Regions from separate parts of the Mus musculus genome. Here region 2 is linked to region 1. A link is a loop called in an ENCODE intact Hi-C map of the cell type or tissue named here. Cell type or tissue: gastrocnemius. All regions are shown on one strand.

The links. A loop is a pair of places that touch in the nucleus more often than their neighbours do. Peaks named below come from ENCODE experiments on the same cell type or tissue, not always from the same donor. Only the 100,000 strongest peaks of a DNase experiment are listed, where the experiment ranks them.
Region 2: a loop joins it to region 1, with 2.3 times the contacts of the local background. A loop is called at or near these places in 1 of 42 quality-filtered maps.

The regions. Positions count from the first base shown.
Region 1 is chr13:49,376,829-49,384,828 of GRCm38, reverse strand. It overlaps Bicd2 (BICD cargo adaptor 2), which reads right to left. Exons shown (of 7, transcript NM_001039179.2): 4 at 6,478-6,939; 5 at 4,796-5,821; 6 at 4,107-4,258; 7 at 1-1,786. The coding sequence ends at 1,477. Among named protein-coding and RNA genes, the nearest start is that of Bicd2, 39 kb to the right of the region's middle. In gastrocnemius, no CTCF peak of the experiment used is centred here; DNase peaks (open chromatin) are centred at 1,631 and 3,397; H3K4me3 peaks cover 616 bases; H3K27ac peaks cover 2,074 bases.
Region 2 is chr13:49,278,212-49,286,211 of GRCm38, reverse strand. It overlaps Fgd3 (FYVE, RhoGEF and PH domain containing 3), which reads left to right. Exons shown (of 18, transcript NM_015759.2): 6 at 362-518; 7 at 4,257-4,395; 8 at 4,937-4,995; 9 at 6,014-6,160; 10 at 7,606-7,698. Among named protein-coding and RNA genes, the nearest start is that of E030007A22Rik, 24 kb to the right of the region's middle. In gastrocnemius, no CTCF peak of the experiment used is centred here; no DNase peak of the experiment used is centred here; H3K27ac peaks cover 398 bases.

The DNA.
Region 1 (8,000 bases):
TCCAAGTGTCCACAAAGCCCCATACAGTGTAAGAGAAGCTGCGTTCTGGCCCAAAGAGAAAGAAAGGCAGAAGGTTGGGTGGGCATGCGGGCAGCCATTCCCAGGATGGACATGCAAGGGACACGTGTGGCCTGTTCTGCCCCCAGTGTACGACCATGTGCTGCCAAGAATCTGAGCAGACTGGGGTACCCCAGGATCCAGGGGAGAGAAAGAGAAAGCTGTTTGAGAGACTACAGGGCCATATTGGATAGTAATTGTTCCACATCATGAAAGATGCCTTTCCACAGGGAGAGACAGCCAAGCAGCTATTATGGGAGATGGAGTCTCAAGACTAGATGCCCCATGGGGACAGGGAGAGAAATACTGAGCAGAGTCCTGTTTTACAACTCACTAAAGCACACACCTGATCTGATGCCACAGCTCCGCACTGACAGAGCATCTGGAAAAGGAGAGCCCTCGGAGGCCTTTCTTCCTTCTGTAGTATCCACAAACTGCACCGAGAACCACACAACTCTTACCTGCCAGTTTTGAGCACAGCTCCGGGCCCACAAAAAGTCCCCTAGCACACAGCTGGGCTCTACTGTGCCGTGCAGTTTGGTAGAGCACTAGTAGTTCTCAAAACACTGCTTCTTTGGGTCTGACAACTTCTAGGAAAAGACCCAAGCACAAGCTGCAGATCTCAAAGGACCAAATAATAGGCTCTGAACCAAGGACCAAGGTCTGACCAGGCACTTGGAACACTCTCGTCAAGAAAGAAAACCTAGGACCTCAGGCCCTGCTAATTTGTCACCTTTCAGGACACAGCAGCATGCGGATCTTTGAGATGGAGCAGCTGCGCTGTCTGCCTGGGCTATGGTTATCGTGTCTGAGGTGTGGGGGCTCACTGCAGAACACAGGCTGCAACCAGAGATGGTCCATTCCCTCTGGGACTGCCATCCTGGATGTGGTTAGCAGTGAGATGCTGCACAAACTACAAGGAAACTCTTCATGAAACTATGCCAGCCACAGCGAGCTAACCTAGGCTAGTCCTATGATGCAGGCTAGAGCCTCACAAAACTGCTTTCAAGTGCTGATATTAGACACATGCGAGCAACATGCAAGTTTCAACTCAGGTTCTGCCCCTGTGAGTGTCCAGGGAAGAACTCACCCTTGGGTTCCCTAACAGTGCCTGGAGGCCCTGGAAAACTTTCACTCCGCTGTCTTCCACAAAGGTGTGCAGCTTCACCCCTACTTTTGATACCAGCATCCCAAAGGACAGCAACTGACATGGTATATCCTGGGGGCGGGGCTGTGGCATGAAAAGCAGCACAAAGCTCAAAGTGTCCTGGTTACAGATGTACCCCAACGCTGCCACTTGCCTAGAGTGCCGCCCTCTGTGCGTTAGTCACGTTAGGAGCGGCCTAGCACTGCTGTCCCGCTGCTGCAGCTGGGTTAGTTGAGGTGAAGCGGACGTTAGGTGTGCGGCGCCCCACAGCCCTAATCACAGTAAATGCTGTGCTTCTCGCTGCAGAACACCTGGTTGGCCAGCCCGGCGCCCTCCGCCCTCTCGCTGGCGCAGGCGCAGGTGTGACTTACGCTCGGTGAGGCTGGCTTGGCCTTGGAGGCGGCCTTGCTGCGGCCCCTGCGGGTCTGTTCATGGTCCAGCTCCAGCAGCTCCAGCCGCTGGGTGAGCGCCAGCTTCTGCTGGATGGCCATGCGCAACAGAGAGTTAAGGGTCTTCTTCTCGTCCTCGGCAGCTGCCAGCTGCCGCTGCATCTCATCCAGCTGTGTGATGTATTCGTCACACCTGTGGAGACAAAGCACAGCTGAGAGGCTGAGAGGGAGAGCAGGCCCGGGTGCCCACTGCACTCCAAGGCATCTCTCCTGGAGCCTGAGCTGGGGCCAGAGCTGGTGAAGCTTGTTCTGGTTCCTGGTGCAAAGGCTCCTTTGGAATAAGGCCATGGCCAGGACGAGAGAGGCAGTGCTCAAACAGAACAGCAAGGTTACCTTCAACTCAGTGGTACTGCATTTGTTTCTTTGCAGGGAGAGAGGGCAGAAGGCTTGGGGAGTGCTGGCTACTTTCTATGTTAGCCTGACATAGAGACTATAGTCATTTGGGAAGAGGGTACCTCAATTGAGAAAATACCTCTGCCAGATTGGTCTTTGGGTAAGCCAGTGATACATTCTCTTAATTAGTGATGTGGGAAGGCCCAGCTCACCATGGTGGGGCCATGCCTGGGTCCTGGGTGTTGTTAGAAAGCAGGCTGAGCAAGCCACGAGGAGCATGCAAGTAAGCAGCACCCCTCCATGGCCTCTGCACCGGCTCCTGCCCTAACTTCCCTAGCTGATTAACTAGAAGCTATCAGGTAAAATACACTCCCCAAGTAGTTTTGGGCCATGGTATTTCATTACAGCAACCCTAAGACATGGGGGTATTTGTTTGCAGGCTTGAAGTGGTTCTGATAAGCAAGGCTTGGCGCTCATCCATTTGACTTTCTTCCAGTAAGCTCTCTCCCACTTTAAGAACAAAAAGGTATCTCAGATACTGGGACATCACTAGCTCCCAGGATCTGGGTGTAAACTGAGAGAGGACTGAGCTTGATCCTACTGCAAACCGTAGCTGGTGGTTAGTAAGCCTTTGCTGAGTGACAATCAGAGCACCCAAGCCTCCACCTGCTGTGATGCAGCATGCCCCACCCCCATCGAGTGGAGGGAGAGAGCCTGGCCAAGGTTCCCTGGGTGACACCGGCACACCTGCCTAGTTTGGGTCTGGTGGAATCTTAAGACACTGGGCAAGTGTCTCTAGAGGTGGTGGTGGACACATGGGCTCTAAGCACTGCCCTTCTGCTACCCATGGCTCTGCTTTACCCACACCCTGCTGGTGCCTAAGAGCTCCCCTCAGAGACTACATACTGTCTTCCTCATATGTTTGAAATCCCGGATTCACCAGAAAAGTCAGGTCTTTATAAACAGAACAAACTTCAAAGGTTATGATTTGTACAAGATGCTGAGGAATTACAAGAATTCTTTCCTAATCCCACCAAGGGGGTAGGGTGGGGTAGGGTTTGGGGTGGGAGTGGGGGTGGGCTGCAGAGGGAAGAAGAGTTCCATGAGTTCTAGGCCAGCCTGATCCACATAGCAAGTTCCTGGGCTACATAGTGAGACCTGTCTCAAAAAAATGTTTTTCTTCCCCTAAGATCTGGTAGGAAATGTCCAGAGAAATGCTGGACTCTTCTGCTTGTGCCTGCCTTGGCAGGACCTACCTGCAGGGATGCTAAGAGACTGGGGCTGGAGGGAGGGAAACAGGTCCTGGCCCATCCTGTCTCAGCTTCTTCACACTTTACAGGAAACAGCCAGCTGACCCAGTTTCGGTGCTCAGCCTTGCCATCCCCACACTGTCATTCCAACACTGAGCAGCAGGTGGCACCACCTGTCTTTGGAGGGTGATAGGCAGGGGCCTTGTTTTCCACCCTTTAAGACTGCTCTTTCCCAGGCCACAGGAAGAACCCCCAGGGGAGAGGAAGGAAACTGCATAACCCCAGGCCTAAAGCTCGCTTGCCCATCCCTGACAGGAAGGCTGGGAATGGATGGCAAACTGGCTGCGTTGGAGCCCTGACTACACTACAGGAGAGGAATAACAAACTAGTCTGGGCCGCATCTGTCACCACTGGTAACTAGACCTCAAAACTGTACTCCCCATCCCCTGAGCTCACTCCCTTAGCCCTTTGCTTCTAGGACTCCTATGCTCAAAGCACAGGAAATGGAGCATCCAGGGTCATGAAGAGGGAAATGGGAACAGGGAAATGGATGCACACCTCTGCTGAATGTCTACCAAAATGGCACTGCCTACAAGAGGCACGGGAGGCTGGGGAGCAGCCACCTGAGGGCCCTGGGACCGCATAAACTTTCCTCCTCCTCAGTCGAGAAGGGCAGCCCCACACACATGCTGGGACTGGGCTGTAGTCTCCAAACCTTGAGCTGTGTTGGGGGCCTGGCAGGGCTACTACAGTGCTGAACCAACAGGCCTGTGGGACTCTGGAATGAGGCTGGAGGCTGTGGGTAAGGCTAACAGGTAGCTCCAGGGAAGAGAGGCTGCAGAAGGGAGAGTATCACAGTGTAGCAGGTACCTGGTGGCAAACATGGCACGCAGGGAGGAGAAGGTGGCTGCGTCTTCCTTGAGGGCCTTGAGCTCGTTCCGTAGCTTCATCATGGTCTCGGTCACCATGGCCTTCTCGTTCTCATACTTGCTCTTCAGGTTGGCCAGGGCCACCTCAGCTGTCTGGGGGACAGAGAAGTAGAAAGTGGGGTGGTGAAGGGTGTAAGGCCCTGTGTTCAAGGTGGAAACCCTGGGCCCAAGGTGGAACTGCTGACCATGAAAAATTCTCTGAAAAAAATTTTTTCTCATGCAGCTGTCGGGACAAAATGCTAGCCATGCTCCTGGCATGCCAGTTTGCCTCAGTAAGTCCTAGCTTCAACCCTGATTAGCAAGGAAGAATGATGCACCATAGACTCTGTCCTGGAGAACCCACAGGGCACTCAGACCACTGCTCTCTGTTACCACAGCGTGAGCAACTGTAAGGTGGACAGAAGCAGCAGTACTTAATGACTGAAAAGCTCTGGCTAAAGCACCCTCTAATCCCCACACTCACTCCATCCCCTGGCTGGAAGCCCTGAGGAAGGAGACAGCAGCAACAAGGTGATGGCACAGGCCTAGGGGCTGTGGCAGCAGTGGGCAGTGATCCCTCCCAACAGCAGGCTCTGGAGGCAGCGCCCCCCAGCAGGCTCTGGTGGCAGCGCCCCCTCCCACTCCTCTCACCTGCTTGTTGGCCTTGAGCACGGTGCGCAGTGTGGTGATCTGCTCCCGCTTGGTACTCAGCAGGGACTTCAGCTTGAGGATCTCCTCCATGAGTGCTTCCTTGTCCTTGTCCACAGCAGGGCCCAGCTCCTGCGAGGCAATCCGCTGCCGGGACAGCTCGGTCGTACGGTCCACGGCTGCCTGCAGGTGCTTGATCTGGTCTCGGATGATGGCGATCAGGTTGTAGATGTTCATAGGTTCCCGGCGGGGGTCACTCAGAGGTGACGGCAGTGAAGAACTGGGTGAAGGACTGTTGTCCCCAGTCCCACCATCTGCTCGGCCCACCTCTGTGGCCAACAGCCCCTTGGGCAAGAGGACAGGTGACCGGCGCCCGCGGCCCTCTGGGCTGGTGCGGCCAGCCTTGCCCTGGCCCTCACGATAATAGTCGAGCATGACACGGTTGGGCGTCTCGTTGTTGCACATGCACACATGGTGGTAGAGGTTGGCCAGCTCCTCGCTGAAGGTCACCAGCTCATCCTGAGCCACATTCAGGCTGCCCTGGGTCTCACCAGCCACATCGCTCACCTTCTTCAGCTCCTTTTCCAGATGGGCCAGCAGCTCTCGGTCCTGGTGGCTAGCCTTCTCCAGCAGAGAGATCTTCTCAGTGAGTGCCTGGCCCTCAGCCTCATACCGGCCCTTTTCTTCTGCGTGCTGGGCTTCGCGAGCTTCGTGTGTGCTGCGCAACGCCTTGAGCTGCTCCCGGAGCTCGCCAGCCTCAGCCACAGCCACGTGGTACTTGCAGGCCAGGATCTCAGGCCCATTGATGTCCACCTCATAGTAGTCACCGTCTTCGTGGCTGTCACGGTCCTTCTCATTATCCAACGAGGTCTGTCGCTCCTTGCCAGCCTGCAGGCGCCGGAGGGCACTAAGGTTCTCTGTGAGACGATTCACCTTCTCATGCTGCTCAGAGAGGGTTCCCCGAGCCTGCTCCAGCTGCTTCTGTGTGTCCTGCAGTGTTGCCAGCAGGCCCACCTTCTCCCGCTCCATCTGCAAAGGTAGTTATAGCAGGAAAACAGGTCAACAAGGCTTAGAAGACTCTAGGATGACCAAACAACATCTCATGCTGAGCCAGATGGGCCAAGGGCTATGTAAATTCCCTGCCCATGCCACTTGTTGACAGCAGACTGGACAGAATTCACCACAGCGACCATGACTATCACCAACAATAGTGCTCATCCATAAGAGGTCACTAAACATGTGCTGGGGTGGAGCTGGGTTTCATTTGTGGAACTCTGGGTCCAGGGCATGCTGGCAGGGTCCCTAAGTGTCCCAGCTCTCCGCCACTTCCCTTTCTCATGTTGTGGAGAACACTCATTTATAGATCAACAGTAAACTTTCAGATATGACGATGTATGGCCCTGCAAAGACTCTAGCTGTGGTCTGTAGGTAGGAGTTACACGAGGGACAGGTCACCTCACCCATACATGATTTGGGTAGCAAAGGGAGCAGCATGGGTACCAAGGTACTAAACCTTACACAGTAATCAGGAACCTACTCCTCTGGGACACTACTCTTTACCAGTAAGAATTTCATGTATGGTATGAGGAAGTTAAAGGCAGCTACATGTCACAAAAGCACAGCTTACAGTGTTGCAAAAGGCACGGGGAGAGGGAGGGATGGGGCATGAGGCTCTGCGCGCTCACCTGCACCAGCTGCTGTTTCAGCTTCTGGATCTCAGATATGTGGAGCTCACTGAGCAGGTCAGAGACGAGGCTGGGGGAGGGTGGAGCTAGGCCATCCTTCCTGGGTGTGGATGTCTTGTTGTCCAAGGATGATTTGACCAAGCCACTGTGCTCAAAGCCATTGACCAGGGCTTCGGCGTCATTGTTGGGCTCTGCGGTGACAGTATCATCACTGAACTTGAGGCCATCTAAGGAGACCTGCAGGTGGCTGGTATAGAAGGAATCGTTGATGCTCATGTAGTGCGACAACTCCTTGCGCAGGTTGTTCTTCTGCTCCCGCTCTGTCTTCAGTGTCTCCAGCGCCTCCTCCAACTGCCGTTCAGAGATCTCCTTAAGCCGGATGGCATCCTCTAGCTGGCTGTTGAGGTACTCTGTCTCCTCCTCCAGGCGCTTGATTTCATGCTTGAGGCCCTCAAACTCCACCTAGGGAAGAATGCAAGCACTCCCACGTCAGGGCAGTACAGAGGCTCCACTCAGGTTGGTAAACAAGGACAATGTCAGGACACCACCTCCCCCCAGCACAAAGAGCAAGGACACACGAAATGAAATGCTACTCTGCAGAGGGCAGTGGCTGCAGCTAAGGCCACTTCCAGCATGGAGCAAGACAGGCGCTAGGAGGGGCCATCTAGAGCACTAGAAGTAATAGAAACTTCCAGCCCCACTGCCAGGACCAGTGTGCCTGGAGTGTGCACATGGAACCTGCAATGCCACGGCTAAGGACTCACCATGGAGGCTGCCAAATTCCTATTATGTTTCTGAGAATTAGCACCAGTAGGTACTGATTCTATAACAGTACTCAGGTAACATTAACCAAATCTCTCTTTATTAAATGTGTGTACATCTGCGTGTGTGCACGGTGGAGGCTCTCTCCTCCCACTTTATGTGTATGAGTCCTGGGAGCTGAGCTCAGGTCACAAGGCTTGCACTGTAATCACCTTTACCCACTGAGCCACTTCACCAACCATAACCAGGTATTTTAAGGCACATAAAATAGACTCTTTGCTGTGTGGTATGACCACTATTTTGAATTATATTTCCAAATGAGTAAACTGGACGTCCCCCCCAGGCTGAACACCTCAGCACTGAGTCCTCAGGATGCAGGCCTGGGAGAGCTAGACGGAGAGTGGGAAAGCCTAACTGGTCTTGTTAATGTGACATGATTTAGGAGTGGACAAAGAAAGAGTAAATGGAAGTTGATGCTTAATGTGTGGCTCAGGGTTTGTGGGCATATATGAAAACCTCTTACTGTAACAGTAAGAAAGTAATGAATGAATCTCTCTGGATTTGGGGTAGGGAAGAAAACCTGGTACACTATTGTAAGTGTGCCCACATTCCAGTGCCCTGAATGGGGCACAGGAACCTCCCATGGGGAATGACTCCACTCAGGGCGGGGTCTCCTTGAGGTTCAATTTTTCTTCTCCCCAGTGGCCCCTCATGCTTATGAGCTACAGGCTGGAGCTGTGAGCCCTGCTCCTGTGGTTATC
Region 2 (8,000 bases), 99 kb after region 1:
TCTTCACTCAGTTTACTCAGAAGTTTTCATCACTGGTCCTGCCAAGTCCTCTTCTCTCCCTGGCTTTGGTGGTAGTGTGTAGACCCACCATTTCTACTCTGTCACTTAGAATGACACTTCACTGACCATCTTTGATAACTGTGGCCTGCCGCTCAAGGACAGCACTATTGCTAAGTCCTTCTCTATGGGCACTGGTCCCCAGCCTGTGCTGTCAATGTGTTTAGAGACAGTGTATGTGGGGGTGGGGTGGGGGATGGGGGAACATTCAGAGAGAGTGACCAATGTGCTTAGCACCATAGGACAAGGCATCAGCACCATGCCACCTAGATTCCTCATCCAGTGACCGTGCTTCTCCACACAGGGATACAAACCCTCGCCTCGGAGACATCCTGCAGAAACTGGCTCCATTCCTGAAGATGTATGGCGAGTACGTCAAGAACTTTGACAGAGCGATGGGGCTGGTGAGCACTTGGACCCAGCGTTCTCCGCAGTTTAAGGATGTCATCCACACCATCCAGGTAGTATGGCATACACACTATTTTTTTTTTAACTTCAAAAAGTTTTTTTTTTTTTTTAAGCATAGTGTCTTAGTTTGGGTTTTATTGCTATGAAGAGACACCATGACCAAGACATCTCTTATAAAAGAAAACATTGAATTGGGGCTGGCTTACAGTTTCAGAGGTTTAGTCCATTATCATCAAGGCAGGAAGCATGGCAGCATACAGGCAGACATGGTGCTAGAGAAGAAGCATAGAGGTCTATATCTTGATCTGAAGGCAGCCAGAAGAGGACTGTCTCTCCCATACTGGGCAGATCTTGAGCATAGGAGGAGACCGCCAAACTCCACCCCCCACAGTGACATACTTCCTCTAACAAGGCTGTATACATCCTCCAATAAGGCCACACCTCTTAATAGTAGTATTTCCCAAAGACCAAGCATATTCAAACCACCACAGACAAAGTCTCAGGCAAGGCACATGCCTTTAATCTCTACACTCAGAAGACAGAGGCAATCAAATCTTTGTGAGTTTGAGGCCAGACCAGTCTATATAGCAAGTTCCAGACCGGACAGCACTACATAGTAAGACCATGTCCAAACAAAACAAAGAACAAAATCAAAAATCCCACCACCACTACAATAACAATAATACAAAGTCTCTAGATCTGGCTGGCTTTGGACTTCCTATGTAGCCAAGGATGACCTTGAACTCTCCAGTCTCCACCTCCTGTGAGCTAGGATTACAAAAGTGTGTACCTCCACACCCAGTTTACAGAGCGTTGGGCATTGCAAGCCTGCGTCAGCATACCTGGGGTTTTCTACATGGGCTCTGGGGTTGCGTTCAGTTCCTCATGCTTGAGCAGCTACACTGTCCCCCAGGCCAGCCCTCTGGAGACACTATGACACTGAACTCTCACATAAGCATGAGCCTCATCTGTGCTGTGGAGATCCATGGACAGCTCTCCCTCCAGAGAGCAGGGCAGTGTTCAGCCTGAGCACAGGCCACTGTTCCTGTCCACATAGAGCAGACCAGGTTCTTGGGTCCAGCAGGTCCTAGGGTGACAAGACACCTCTGGGGTTGGGATGACAGTTTCGTGCATTGGCTACCTCAGTACTACGCAGTCCCTGAACAGTGGGTGCCACCTGGGGATGGTTTCTACTAAACACACCTAAGGTTCTGCCCCTTGGCCTCAGCACAATTCAGACGTTCTCTGCCAAGACCTGATCAGTGTCTACTGACACTGCTATTGCTTCGGTACCTGGAGGGTCGAATCTGGGGCAGGTCTACGGTGCACAGGCTGACCCACAATAGAAAATTCTCCTCCATAAATGTCCACAGCTGAGAAGCCTAGACCTGGACAAAATGGGATCAAATGACCATCTCGTTTCCCTTGGTCTCTGGAGGGAAATGCCTTTGCTTAATCCAAAGCCTATTTTAAATTATAAGCCTTAAAGAAATTCAGACATTTACCAAGGATTTGTAAGGTGATCAACTTAAGGCTAGAGAAAGGAGCTGAGAGCCTGAGTTTGGATGTCTAACACAAGGTAACACAGGTATGGTGGCATGTGTCTGAACCCTAGTACGTGGGGCTGAGGGTAATCATGGAGACAGGTAGTTCTGGGCTGATGAGCAAGCCTAGATGAGATCTAGTTTCAGCCAGAGATACTCATGCACACAGCATACCCAGGAGTAACCACACAAAGAAAGCCTACAGACATCACATTCTGCCCCACTTACCTTTATCTCTAAGCACATACGATGGCCGTTGTCTTTGGAAACTCATCTGCAGACACTGCCGCCCTCATCACCAAGTGTGATGGAGAGTGTCTCCCACACGCCCACGTGGTGACTGAAATCAGGAACCCCACACGACTGTCACAGCACTGTCTCCTCACAGCCCCCACACTCACCAGCTATCCCGGTTGATGCACTTGAAATATTTCTTTGCCTTTTTTCTCTTTGTGGTTCATAAGCCAAACTAGGACACACACTGTTCTCATTATCAGGTCGAGTCCTTCCCTCGAGGACAGGCTCTGCCCTTGTCCTCTTGAGGGAATTGGCTACTGCCTCTTGGTTTTGGGATTATCTGTGGTTTATCCATGATTCAATTTAGGCTGTGCCTCCGTGTGAACTTCGCTGGAGCAAAATCTCCCCTCCTTGCCCCCCCCCCCTGCCTTTATTCTTAAGTTTCTAGCAGGGAGATGCTTTGAAGCCCTGGGAATAGCCAGGAAATAGCTTGCTTGAAATAATTTGTCTGTGTGATGTATGCCTGTGTACATAGGTGTGTGTATGCTCATATTTGCATATGTGCATATCGAGGTCAGATGTCAGTGTTGAGTGTCTTCTATCTCTTCCCATCTGATTTTTGAGGCAGAGTCTTTTGTTGTGACTCTGCTAGGCTAACTGGCCAATGATGTGTGATTATCTCTGCCTCCCCAGCACTGGAGTCTCAAATGAGCACATTACACTCAGACTTCTTTTAAATTTTATTTTATGTGTATGAGTGTTTTGTCTGCATGTATGTTTATGAACTGTGTGCATGTCTGGAGCTCCAGGGTGGTTAGAAGAGGATGTCAGAAACTCTGAAACTAGAGTTTCCTATGGTTGCTAGTCATGTAGTTGTTAGAATTAAGCTTTAAATGTTCTTAACCTTTGAGCCATCTTTCCAGCACCAATACTCAGATTTTTTTTTAACTTAAGTACAAACTTCATTAAAAAAAAAAAAGCCAGGGGTGGTAGTGCATGCCTTTAATCCAAGTACTTGGAAGGCAGAGGCAGGCTGATCTCTGTGAGTTCAAGGCCAGCTTGGTCTATGAATAGAGTCCAGGTTAGCCAGGGATCTGTTAAACAGAGAGACTCTGTCTCCAAAAACAAACAAACCAAAAAAACCAAAACAAAATGAAAACTCATTGTTTAGGGACTGAGAAGATTGCTGGTGGCTAGTGTTTCAGTGTAAGTACAAGGACTGGAGTCCAAATCCCTAGACCCTGTTGGACCCTAGACTGTTCTGGGTCTATCTCCAACAGAAGTTTTGTTCTGGGGCCTGAGGAAGGTGTGGGTGTCTGGGATCCTGAAGTTGCTAGGGGGCAGGGCAGTGGAGAGCAGGAGAAACAGTGGGCTCTCTCAGCTGTCAGCAGGCAGAAGAACCAGGCAGCATGGCAGAAAGACCAAGGTGAGCATAGAGGTAACATATTGCTAGCATTGTCTCAGATAGACTTGTGTGCAGGATGAAGGATGTGAACTGCTGCTGTCTGCAGCAAGAAGGTGCTGAAGTGTGGCAAGGGCCGGGGGAGCTGGAATCTGGAGGGAGGAGGGGTGGTGTAGAGAGCCAGGGACAGTGCAGGGGTAGGGTTGCAGCAGTCACCTGTTCTCTCTGTCATTCATCATGCAGGGACTCTGCAGAAGGACAGCCAGCAGCTTCTAGGCATGAGGACTGATACTGGGGAAGTTAGGCACAGTTAGCCTCCACCTGACAGAGAGGAGATAGGACCTGAAGGGACGAGATAGAATATGAGTCTTAATGACTCCCATGGGAGGAGGCAGTATCTTGACCTTGTTTTCTTCAACCCAAGCCTGCCCACCCAGAGATTTCCAGTTCCTCTATCATTAGGCACCTTTGAGCCTCCATTTCCCCAGCTGTAAGATGTGGTCTATGTCAATCATGTCTTGAAAACCAGGCAGCCTCCAGGGACTGTGGTGGCCAGTAGCAGGGGCAAGATCCTATGGTGACCCTATGTGTGCTCTCTGTCCACCCAGAAGCAGGAGGTGTGTGGGAACTTGACACTGCAGCATCACATGCTGGAGCCTGTGCAGAGGGTCCCCCGCTATGAGCTGCTGCTCAAGGACTACCTAAAGAGGCTCCCCAGGGATGCCCCAGACCGGAAGGATGCAGAGAGTAAGTAGAGGTAGCTGAAGGGCTGGGGAGAGGGGGTCTCTGGAGAAGACTGAGAACCCTGGGCTGAGACACACATGGGAAGGCAGAGGAGAGAGAGATAGAGACAGACAGAAACAGACAGAGATAGAGACAGAGACAGAGCGACTAATAACTAAGAAAGTGATTTAGTCTTTTCCTCTCACCTGGGAGAACCCTATCTGGGGAAGGCACTGCCAAACACTGGCTCCATCCAGACCTGAGGCCCAGCAATGGGCCTATTTTAGGAGTCATGACCAATGTAACTGGCCAGCAGCACAGGGCTGGGTACTGTGTAAGAGAGTTGGGGGTCTCACTTGGTGTTATCCCCAGCAGGCTCAGCAATGGTTCTGGGCCTTGTCCCTTCTTTGTGCCAGATCTCTGGAGCAGTCTGGGCACCCTGAGAAAGGCCAAGTGTAGGAGCAAGGTCTCCCACTGGAAGATGGCATCATCAATGTCAGCCTCTCCAGTGAGAACTTGCTACATTACCACGTTGCCCAGGGCTCACTCAGTTCTCCTCACGCAGGGTCCCTGGAGCTCATCTCCACAGCTGCTGACCACTCCAATGCTGCCATTAGGAAGATGGTGAGTTCAGATTGCTGCAGGGAAGCAAAGACTATGCAGGGAGAGGGAGGAGGTGGACCATATAAGCAAGTGCCTTCACCCCTGGTTCCAGGTGGGCCCCGTCAGTGAGCACATGTATACCAAGACATGCCAAGTGCATATCCCAGTACCCTCTAATAATAAGTACATGCTCAGCCTCTCTCTGTACAAACCAGGTAGGTTTATGCCCACATTCCCAATGCAAGCCAGATGCATGCTCCACCTCCCTGGGACATGCCATAATGACACCTGATTCCTCTATATACCTGCCAGTTCCTGCAAGGTCATAGGTTCTTCCCCACCCTCCAGGGTCCCATGCATCCTGTGCTGTTTGGTCCACTAGCATCTATGCATCCATACAAAGAAGGGCCAGCCTGACCTACCTACTTTTAGGTACACAAGTAGAAATCACAACTCAAAGAACTGGACACCTGAGGGCTAGCAGATTCAGCCCCAGCCAATGTTGCTATTGTCAAAGTCCCTACAGGCTCGGTTCTACGTTGATTAGTGTTGAATTCTAACCAAGAGTTAGAGCCACAAGCTGTTAACTTTATCCCCATTGTACCTTTGGCCATTAGGATTCCCCAACCAGGCTTGAGGAAAGTAACATGTAGATTAGCCCAGTCTGGGTCATAGGGACTCAACTGATTCCTGCATGCTTCAGTTTCCTTGTCTATAAATTGGGGATAGCCATGACATTTATTTCGCAGAGTATGTGTCAGAATTAAATAATTAAAATATGAATGGCGTAGAACAGCCTCTGGCACATAGCAGCAGAGGTTTGTGACTTATTAGTTTCTGAGTAATGAGCTTCTAGTTACCCTTTCATACCCAGCTCAAATGTCTCCCTGTGTTTTCCTCCCTTTTCACTGGAAGTTATTTCATTGTTACAGTGGACTCTGGGTGATGGTTGCAGAGCATGTCTTTGCTCACCTCTGGGTCCATGGCAGTTCCCTAGGTTTTGTGATCTTGCAGGTGCCTGATCTTGTGTCTCTTGCAGGAGAAAATGCACAAGCTCTTAGAGGTGTATGAGCAGCTGGGTGGGGAAGAGGACATCGTTAACCCAGCCAATGAGCTGATCAAGGAGGGCAGCATCCAGAAGTTATCAGCCAAGAATGGCACCACTCAGGACCGACACCTCTTCCTGGTGAGCCAGCCAGCCATGGCACAGAACTTCCTCATCTGCCTTCTCAGACCCTGGATAGAACTGGAAAGATTCAGAAGCACAAGGAGGAGGTTCTTCTGTAGCCTTCCAGATAGGTTTTTTGGGCTATCTCTTGCTAATGACACTGCACTGGTTTCTGCAAGCATCTAATATTTATGTTCCATATATCCAGCATTTCTATTCTTTTTTATCTACCTCGGTTGCAACTAGGGAGTATCCAGCAACCAAAATATAGAGAATTGTAGCCAAACATCAAGATCTCAACTGTCCCCAGAACCATGCTCTGGTTTAGAGGGAGAGAAAAGAAAGGAAGGAGTTATAGTGGGAGATCCATTCAAGTACCTTACATACAGGAAGAGACACAGTTTCTCTTTCTATAGCTACTTTTCCCCCTACCTCCTCCTTTTCTTCTCCTTCCTCCTCTTCTTCCTCTTCTTGGTTCTTCCCAAGGCCTTACATTTGCTAGGCAAATACCTGATCACTGAATTACACTCATAGGCCAGCCTCTATTCTTGAATAAGTAGCTATATCTTTGCAAGTTTCCTTTTTTTTTCACATTCACACACTCAGGATATGTTTATTATTTTTTATTTTTTATGTATATAAGTACAATGTAGCTGTCTTCAGACACATCATAAGGGGGCATCAGATCCCATTTCAGATAGTTGTGAGATGCCATGTGGTTGCTGGGAATTGAACTCAGGACCTGTGGAAGAGCAGTCAGAGTTCTAAACCACTGAGCCATCTCTCCAGCTCTGCAAGTTTCTATGACATACCTAGCCACAGTTTCTTGTCTGAATAATAGCACTACATATGGGGTTCATCTTGTGGAATGGAGCTTAAATCCAATCAGAAAGTGATTGGTCACTCCCATGACATTCATGCCTCTATTGTATAATCGGGTGTGTCTTGCTGGGCCAGTTGTTATTGTAACTTACAGGGTTCACATCTGGGTATGATGTATGCTTATGTCTCTCCTCTGGTTAAATGTATAGCATCTTTCAACACTATAGAAGCTATCCAGTGGGGTTGAAGCTTTTGGGTCAGTTCTGACTTGAATTCTCCATGTTCTATGACTAAATATGTGGTATTTGCAGCAGTAGCATCTTATCACCAAGCTCTGGAGGGTAACCAAGAACATTAGCAGTAGCCTGTACTATTTGGTGTTTATGGGATCTCAATGGCCAACAACTCCAAAAGACATAACCCTTTCCTGGAACTGGGATTTTGTTTGTTAGTCTCTGGTATCTAGTGGGACCATTGCTGTCCATGATAGGCTGGGAATATGCTTCTTGAGCATTGTGCTTAAAGGCGTGTGTGCATCTTTTAAAATTATATGTTTTACTTTATGACATTAAATAAAGTTTATATGGGTCCCTTGTGAGGGGCTCCCTGTGACACCACTCCCCATGACATCTTTCTTACAGTTCAACAATGTGATGCTCTACTGTGTACCCAAACTGAGGCTCATGGGCCAGAAGCTAAGTGTACGGGAAAAAATGGACATCTCTGATCTCCAGGTGAGTGGGTCCCTCTCTCCTCTTACGCCTTGGAAGGGGTACAATAAGGGATAACTTTGAAGGCCACCTCTGAGGCTCAGAGAATTCTGAGACAACATCTTGGTCCTGGTATACTAGCCTTGAGTGGGCAGTGTTCCCCATGGTCTTAGAGTATACTTTCTGCCAAGTCCCTGATGACCTCAGGTTGAAGAGAATAGGAGGCTAAGACTAAAGTTTACAGCCATGGGGGTCACATAGACACAAGGTAGGCTGTCACTTCGTGAGGACAGGACTTAAGACCCAGTTAAAGATCTAGAAGTGAA